Linked DNA regions of Homo sapiens: region 1 is linked to region 2. A link is an interaction called in ENCODE POLR2A ChIA-PET data of the cell type or tissue named here. Cell type or tissue: MCF 10A. All regions are shown on one strand. Region 1 overlaps SLC38A1 (solute carrier family 38 member 1). Region 2 has its middle 40 kb from the start of SLC38A2.

Region 1 (4,000 bases), 110 kb before region 2:
CCTACTCCATAAAGCTGACTGGTTGGTCCTCCCCTATCCTGGCAACAATCTGAATATATGTTCTCTGGAAAGTATACAATATATGTTTCTAGGTGAGAGACTAGGCACAATTTGTGGGCAAGAGGCATACTCTAATGAAAATTGGGAACTGAGTGAACACATGCCTGCTGGGATAATCATTCCAGCCCTTTCCCCCTACTTGGTTCCCAGAAAGATGGCGGTGAGGTCTAGGCCCCCAGAACAGGGGATTGGGAGCTGTTCTCTGGGTGATCTGAACAGCCAAAGAAGAGGGTCTTAGACAAATGACCCTGGTGGTTCCCAAGTAAAGGAACATCTTAAGTAAATAGCATCTTAAGTGAAGCTATTGCGAACAAGCCCCACTCATGTGCGCCAGGCTCAAATCAGCCTTGTTTTCCCCCCATTCTTGAAGACAGCAGATAAAGAGGAACTATCTGACATCTGGGCAAAGAGTCTAAGGTGAAAGACCCCAAAACAAACAAAAATCAGCTTGTACCTCAGGGATACAAACAGCAAAATCCAGATTGTGGAAAACTTTACACAAATGGCCCTGTTTCTTAAATAAGTGGCACAGAATAAAAGGAAAGAAATGGGAAAATATAAATTAAAAAAGACTTAAAATACATATCAACCAATTGCACTGTGTGAACCTTATCTGAGTACTGATTTGAACAACCCATATGTTTAAAAACATAACATAATCAAAGCAATTTAAATACTGATTGTATATTTGATGATATTAGGGAACTGTTGTTGACTTGTTTCTAGGTATGACATATTGAGTTAAAAGAGTCCTTATGTTTTAGAGATATATACTAAAATATTTAGGGATGAAATAATAAAATAGCTGAGATTTGCTTCAAGACAATCTTGGTGGGGGACTGACTAAAACAACCATCCATAGAAGGAAGGAAACATACAAATCTTTTTCTACTATTCTCTCTACTTCATGTTTTAAATTTTTCATAATGCAGAAAAAAAACTATCATTAGAATCCTCAGAGAAGATATTGAAATCATGAAACAGAACCAAAATAATATTAAAAAGAAACATTCTTAGAGTTTTTAAGCTCCTATAAATATAGTAACAGAAATAAAAAATTCAATAAAGAGGGGAAAAATTGAGGACATATCCCAAAAATTACAGTGAAACGTTATAGAAATGAAAATAAAGGAAAGATTAAAAAAATTAGAGGACTAGTCTAGAAGGTCCAAAATCTGGGGGTAATAGGAATTCATCAACACAATAATGTAAAAAAATTTCCCAAACTGAAGGTCATGGATTTCCTTTTTTTTTTTTTTTTTTTTTTTTTGAGACGGAATCTTGCTCTGTCCCCCAGGTTGGACACAATCTCGGCTCACTGCAACCTCTGCCTCCCGGGTTCAATCGATTCTCCTGCCTCAGCCTCCTGAGTAGCTGGGATTACAGGTGCCCGCCCCTACACCCAGCTAATTTTTTGTATTTTCAGTAGAGACGGGGTTTCACCATGTTGGCAAGGCTGGCCAGGCTGGTCTCAAACTGCCAGGTGATCCACCGGCCTCAGCCTCCCAAAGTGCTGGGATTATAGGCATGAGCCACTGTGCCCGGCCAAGGCCATGGATTTCTAAAAGAAAAGATTGCACCCAATGCCTGACACAATTGATGAAAACAGGCCCACATCAAGGCACGTCATTGTGAAACTGCAGGATACTGGGAACTAAGAGATTTGACAAGTTTCCAAAAAAAAAAAAAATTAACAAAACCTGGCTATATATAAAAGATCAGGAATCAGAAGCATATAGGACTTCACAACAGAAAAAAGCTAGAAGGAAATAGAGCAATACCTTCAAAATTCTGAAGGAAAATTATTGCTAGTATAAAGTTCTATATCCAACCAAACTACCAATCAAAGGTAAAAGTAGAATAAAAATATTTTTCAGAAATAAAGGTCTCAAAAATTTTATTTTCAGTCACCTTTTCTGAGCAATAACAGCACATAAGTAAATCCAGAAAGAATAATAAATGGAATATAGGAAACAATGGATCTAGCAAAGAAGAGAGGTAGAGGAAATCCTCAGAAGGGTGATCAAGAGAGATTCCAAAATTAAAGCTACCCTTTATGCCTCAGTTTCCTTATCTGTGAAACAGGAAATTAATGATAGCAGCTACTTCATAGAGTTATTGTAAGGATTCTGCATAAAACACTTGGAATAATGCCTGGCACTACCAGATACTACTTGTATCTCTTGTAGAGATACAAGAATTACTGTTGTTACAACCATCAAAGAATTGACTTTTTACACTAGGTTAATTTATAACTTGACATATTGCAATAACTTTTAAAAAAAGAAATCAATGTAATACACATTCTGAAGTGAACATATTCCCAGCTTTGGAATGACTGAAAATAGTCACAGAACCATAGCGTTTTGGAGGTTGGCCTGGTTCTGAAATTTTTCTTGCACAATTTCCTTGTTTTGAAGAGGAAGGAACTGAAGCTCAGAGTGGCTAAGAAACTTGCTTAAAACTACATAGCCATTTAGAAGAGGAGTTGGGAGTAGCGCTCAGGTGTCTCATGTAAATGCACTGAAAACCAGAAGTGTAGCTCCTCAAGCAGTCTACTATCCTCAGAGAGTCAGAATTTCACATATACTCAAAAAAATCACCATAGAAATATGTTGTCCAATTCTGCCATATTACCCTAAAACCTGGCACTCAGCTCAAGCGGAAAGGCAACTTAGAAAGATGCATTCAGAGTGATCAAGAGAGGAGGCTAGAGTTAGGTTCACTGAATTAGGCTGACAATATGGAAGACAATGTATCGAATTCACCATCTTACACAGTCTTTTAATTTTAGAAAGGACATGTTAATTTACACACACACAAAATTAATGCCTAACACAGGGCAGCATGGATGGGCATTTCTGTTCCTGGAGTAATGGAATGGGCAGTAATATTCTTTTATCTCAGTTTTTGATGTCTTTTTTGAAAGGATATCCACAGTTTGTAGGATTAGTAACCATTTCGGTCACTGCTTGTAAGGAAATGATGCTCCTGTCAAAAGGACATGGCAACAAGGACTATCTAGCCAGGCCAATGAAAAGCGTGAGTTTCAAGTCAGGGAACAAAAGGCAAGATCCTCGGAGAAGTGCTTTCTCCCTCACCTCACCACTGACACTCGTGTGACATTTGAGAGGGAATCAGGCTGGGCGAGAATTTTCTTAGTACAAATTCTATCATCTCTCTTAATCTTGTTCCAACTAAAAATAAGCCCTCCATACATTTGCAGAAAGTCCCATTCAACAGTTTGAGATAAAGTTATTTAAAAAGAAAATTGCCCATTTTCTTTTCATTGAATCTCAGTGGGAAAGTACATGCTAATTTCTCATCTTCAAAACACTGAAAATTTCTATGCTTCTTGAATATTTATTACAAACAAATTTGTAATTGCCCTTTGATGTAGTACACGCTTCACAGCAATCCAAATGCCAAAGTGGTGACTGGCTGGGGTTAAACACCTCTTAATATTTTAACTGAGATTTAAAGTCACAGGTAGACTCCAAAAATACCAAAAAAAGTTATTTTCAAATGTTTTAATCCTTTTCACAAATGCTTATTTCAGTATTTTTGATTAATAAAAAGATTTTCTCCTTCCTCTTTGTTGTAAGCATTAGGTACAGTTTGGAAAATCACTCAAGCAATAAATATCAAAGTATGTACTTGTAACTTAGCCAAGTTAATAAAAAAACTATTTATAAATATTTCACATTTCTTCTATGTAATAACAGAAACATACAAAAAGTTCAGTTTTAAAATGGAAAGTACCGGCACGTCAATACTCACAGAAAAAGTAGGATTCCAGTGTTTGCCAGGGCAAAGGCGAGTCCCAAAATCCCACTGCCCATAATGGCGTTGCTTAGGTTAAAAACAGACATGCCTAAGGAGGTTGTACCTGGAATCTGAACAAAGAAACAAACATTGACACTAAGCAAAATAATCCCCA
Region 2 (4,000 bases):
GATTTAAAATGGCGCATCTATATGGGACATCGTATTAGTCCATTCTCATGCTGCTAAAAAGAACTGCCTGAGACTGGGTAACTTCTAAAGAAAATAGGTTTAATTGACTCACAGTTCTGCAGATCAGTGGAGGCCTCAGGAAACTTACAATCATGGTGGAAGGGAAAGCAGACATGTCCTTCTTCACATGACAGCAGGAAGGGGAAGAATGAGAGCTGAACAAAGGAAGAAACCCCTTATAAAACCATCGGATCTCATAAGAAGTTACTCACTATCATGAGAATAGCATGGGGGAAATCACCCCCATGATTCAATTACCTTTAACTGAGTCCCATGACGTGGGGATTATGGGAACTACAAATCAAAATGAGATTTGAGTAAGGACACAGCCAAACCATATCAGGCACTTACCATGTTGGAGGTTGCAGGACTGGAAGTTGCTCTTGGTAAGTCAGTCAGTGTGTGGTGAGTGATTGTGAAGTCCTAGGACATTACTGTACACTACTGTAGACTTTACAAACACTGTACACTTAGGCTACATTAAATTTATTTAAAAACTCTTTTACTTCAATAACAAATTAACTTTCTGTAACAGTTTTACTATATAAACTTTAATTTTTTTTTTCTTGAGACAGAGTCTTGCTCTGTCACCAGGCTGGAGCGCAGTGGTGCAATTTTGGCTCACTGCAACCTCCAACTCCCTGGTTCAAGCAATTCTCCTGTCACAGCCTCCCAAGTAGCTGGGATTACAGGCACATGCCACCATGCCCAGCTAATTTTTGTATTTTTAGTAGAGACAGGGTTTCACCATGCTGGCTGGGGTGGTCTCGATCTCCTGACCTCATGATCCACCCACCTCGACCTCCCCAAGTGCTGGGATTACAGGCGTAAGCCACCACACCCGGCCTAAACTTTAAAATTTTTTAACTTTTGACTCTTTTATAATACAATTTAGCTTAAAACACAAACACATTGTACAGCAATACAAAAATATCTTCTTTCTTTCTTTCTTTTTTTTTTTGAGACGAAGTCTCGCTCTGTCGCCCAGGCTGGAGTGCAGTGGCGCTATCTCAGCTCACTGCAAACTCCGCCTTCTGAGTTCACACCATTCTCCTGCCTCAGCCTCCCGAGTAGCTGGGAGTACAGGTGCCCACCACTATGTCTGGCTAATTTTTTGTATTTTTAGTAGAGATGGGGTTTCTCTGTGTTAGCCAGGATGGTCTTGATCTCCTGACCTCGTGATCTGCCCGTCTCAGCCTCCCAACGTGCTGGGATTACAGGCATGAGCCTCCTTGCCCAGCCTTCTTTCTTTATACCTACATTCGGTAAGCTTTTCTCTATTTTTAAATGTTTTAATTTTGTTTTACTTTTTATACTTTTTTGTTGAAAACAAAGACACAAACACATTAATGTAGGCCTACATATGGTAAGGATCATAAGTATCACTGGTCTTACACCTCCACATCTTGTCTTACTGGAGGGTCTTCAGGGACAGTAACACATAGAGCTGTTACACCTATGGTAACAATAACTTCCTCTGGAAGACCACCGGAAAGACCTGGCTGAGGCTATTTTGCAGTTAGCTTTTTATTTTCATAAGTAGAAGCAGACTCTAAAACAATGAAAAAGTATAGTATAGTAAGTGCATAAGCCAGTGACATAGCATTTATTAAGTCTTACGTATTTTATATGCTAAACTTTAATACAACTGGAAGCTCAGTAGGTTTGTTTATACAAGCATCGCCACAAATATGTGAGTAATGCGTTGTGCCAAGACTTCATGACAGCTATGATGACACCAGGCAATAGTCATTTTTCAGCTCCATTATAATCTTATGGGACTACTGTCATATATGTGGTCTGTTGTTGGCTGACAGCATTATGTGGCACATGGCTGTGCTAAAAACCACTGAATTGTACACTCTAAATAGATGCATTGTATGTTTTATGAATTATATCTAAAAATTAAATGATACAATTACATCTAGAAAAGAACTGTAGATGTGACTATTGGCATATAGAACTGACTGGAATCAGATGAGAAGATTATTGAATTTTTGAGAGAGTTAAACTGCTAAAGGGATCACTAGCTTAGAAAAAAAAGAAGCTGACTGCACAGAATTTTACACAAGCCTTAGCCCCAACTTTCTGTGTAGGAAGTGGGCTAAGATATCTTTCTAACCTCTAAAGAAGATATTCATTAATTCCCACTTCTGATGAGGCCAAACACGATATCAGAAAAAGAAGAATCTTACAAAAGGTACATGCAAGGGCTGTGGAGATAGGTGGATTGAGGAATCCCTTGTGGTGGAGGGGGCAGAATTGGAGCCTAATAAAGGAATTTATCCCTCTTCAGTGTAGGAAGTCCTTCTAAGGTTGGCCCAAGAGGGCTTTAGAATTGCTACAGACCCTGACTTCCAAATGGCAGCATTTAGGGCACGTATCCTACCCTGATCCACTACTGTATGATATATTGAGGGCTGATAACTTGTCTTTTTAGCTTGTTGGACTTGGAGCAAAAGGCGTGCCATCCAGACGTTATGTAGACATAATGGGGTGTCAGCCCACGATGCAGAGAATACCACACATCTCCTAGGGGAGCTAGAATTTAAGTTTAATACTGAAGAGGAGACTTTTGGGTTGTCTCCCTCGGGAAGAGTGTATTTTAAGTGCAGGTGGGAGAGGGAACCAAATATTTGGTGACTAGAAAGGTGGACTGTGATGTCATCAGTGATTTTCAACAAATACTCTGGTTCTCCCTGCTTCCTGCCACATGTTGGGATCACAGTTCTCAGGTACATTGTATAAGACCATACGACTTATCTCATTGCCAATGAAATGCAAGCAGAAGATATGCGTGTATTTTGCAAGAGAAATTTTAAGAACCAGTGCACAATTCACCTCATTCTCTTCCTTTTTCTAAAGTGGTAAGCATGAGCTGAGATGGAGCTTCAGTAAGCCTGGGTCCACCCTATTGTCACACATTGGATATATCACATGAAGGAGAAAGAAACCTTAATTGTGTTAAGCCACTGAGATTTGGAGTGTTTTGTTACACAGCATAACTTATACTGTCTGATATACATAGTAAGATCAAATGCCTCAGGTAAGCAAAGTGCATGCTGCCAGGTGTACCTTATATTATTAACTAGATATCAATAACTAAACTGCCTCCAATACAGGTTATTTATTTTCTTTTATTTCATTCCATCACAAAGTCATCTAAGCTTTCCTCTAAGCAGAACCAGTGGAAGAAGTGTATCCATACTCGTTAAACTACTCACATACATACGTAAAAAGACTCATCGACGTTTGATGCATTAATCTTTGATACATTGTGCTGCCATATGACTGTGACTTCAGGTAGTCCAGGAATGCTCTTCTCCACTTGCACCAATGCCTATAGAATTCATTTGCACATTAAAATTTTGAAAGTGGAGACAAGGCATGAAGTATCGATTTAACTATTTATCATTTAGTTTTGGAGATTAATTCACTCTTTCATTTAATAAATATTTATTGAGCATATAATATAGGCTGCTCCAGAGATATTTCTAAATATGAATCTCTTATTGTCAGCCTCCTTTTAAAAACCCTTTTGATGATTTTCCAAGTACTGCAGCAAGATGTATTTTATTACTAGTGCAGGATTTTGCAGCCTGGAATCCAATTATAAAAGTATATGCAAAATGTAGTGTATTTGGATTGTTCTGGGAAGAAGATATATAGCACATCAGATTGTCAGCTCAGACACCTCTGCGGGCTGCCTCTCCAGACACTCTTGTTGAGTTAGCTAACCCTCTTTCACATTCCCTGGGAACCCTATGCTTCTCTCTACTGCAGCTTCTATCACACTGTATGGTAGTTGATGGCCCACTTATCTGTTAGCCTCACCAGAGTGTGAGTTCTTTAATTTTAAATTTTTGTGGGTACATAGTAGGTATATATATTCATGAGGTATATGGGATATTTTGATACAGGCACATGCAATGTGTAATAA

What was found. Peaks named below come from ENCODE experiments on the same cell type or tissue, not always from the same donor. Only the 100,000 strongest peaks of a DNase experiment are listed, where the experiment ranks them.
Region 1: POLR2A ChIA-PET joins it to region 2 with 5 read pairs; 2 of 35 experiments call an interaction of 5 or more read pairs at or near these places.

The regions. Positions count from the first base shown.
Region 1 is chr12:46,225,313-46,229,312 of GRCh38, forward strand. SLC38A1 (solute carrier family 38 member 1) reads right to left here. Exons shown (of 17, transcript NM_030674.4): 5 at 3,841-3,956. Among named protein-coding and RNA genes, the nearest start is that of SLC38A1, 42 kb to the right of the region's middle. In MCF 10A, no CTCF peak of the experiment used is centred here; no DNase peak of the experiment used is centred here.
Region 2 is chr12:46,330,695-46,334,694 of GRCh38, forward strand. No RefSeq gene overlaps it. Among named protein-coding and RNA genes, the nearest start is that of SLC38A2, 40 kb to the right of the region's middle. In MCF 10A, no CTCF peak of the experiment used is centred here; a DNase peak (open chromatin) is centred at 1,777.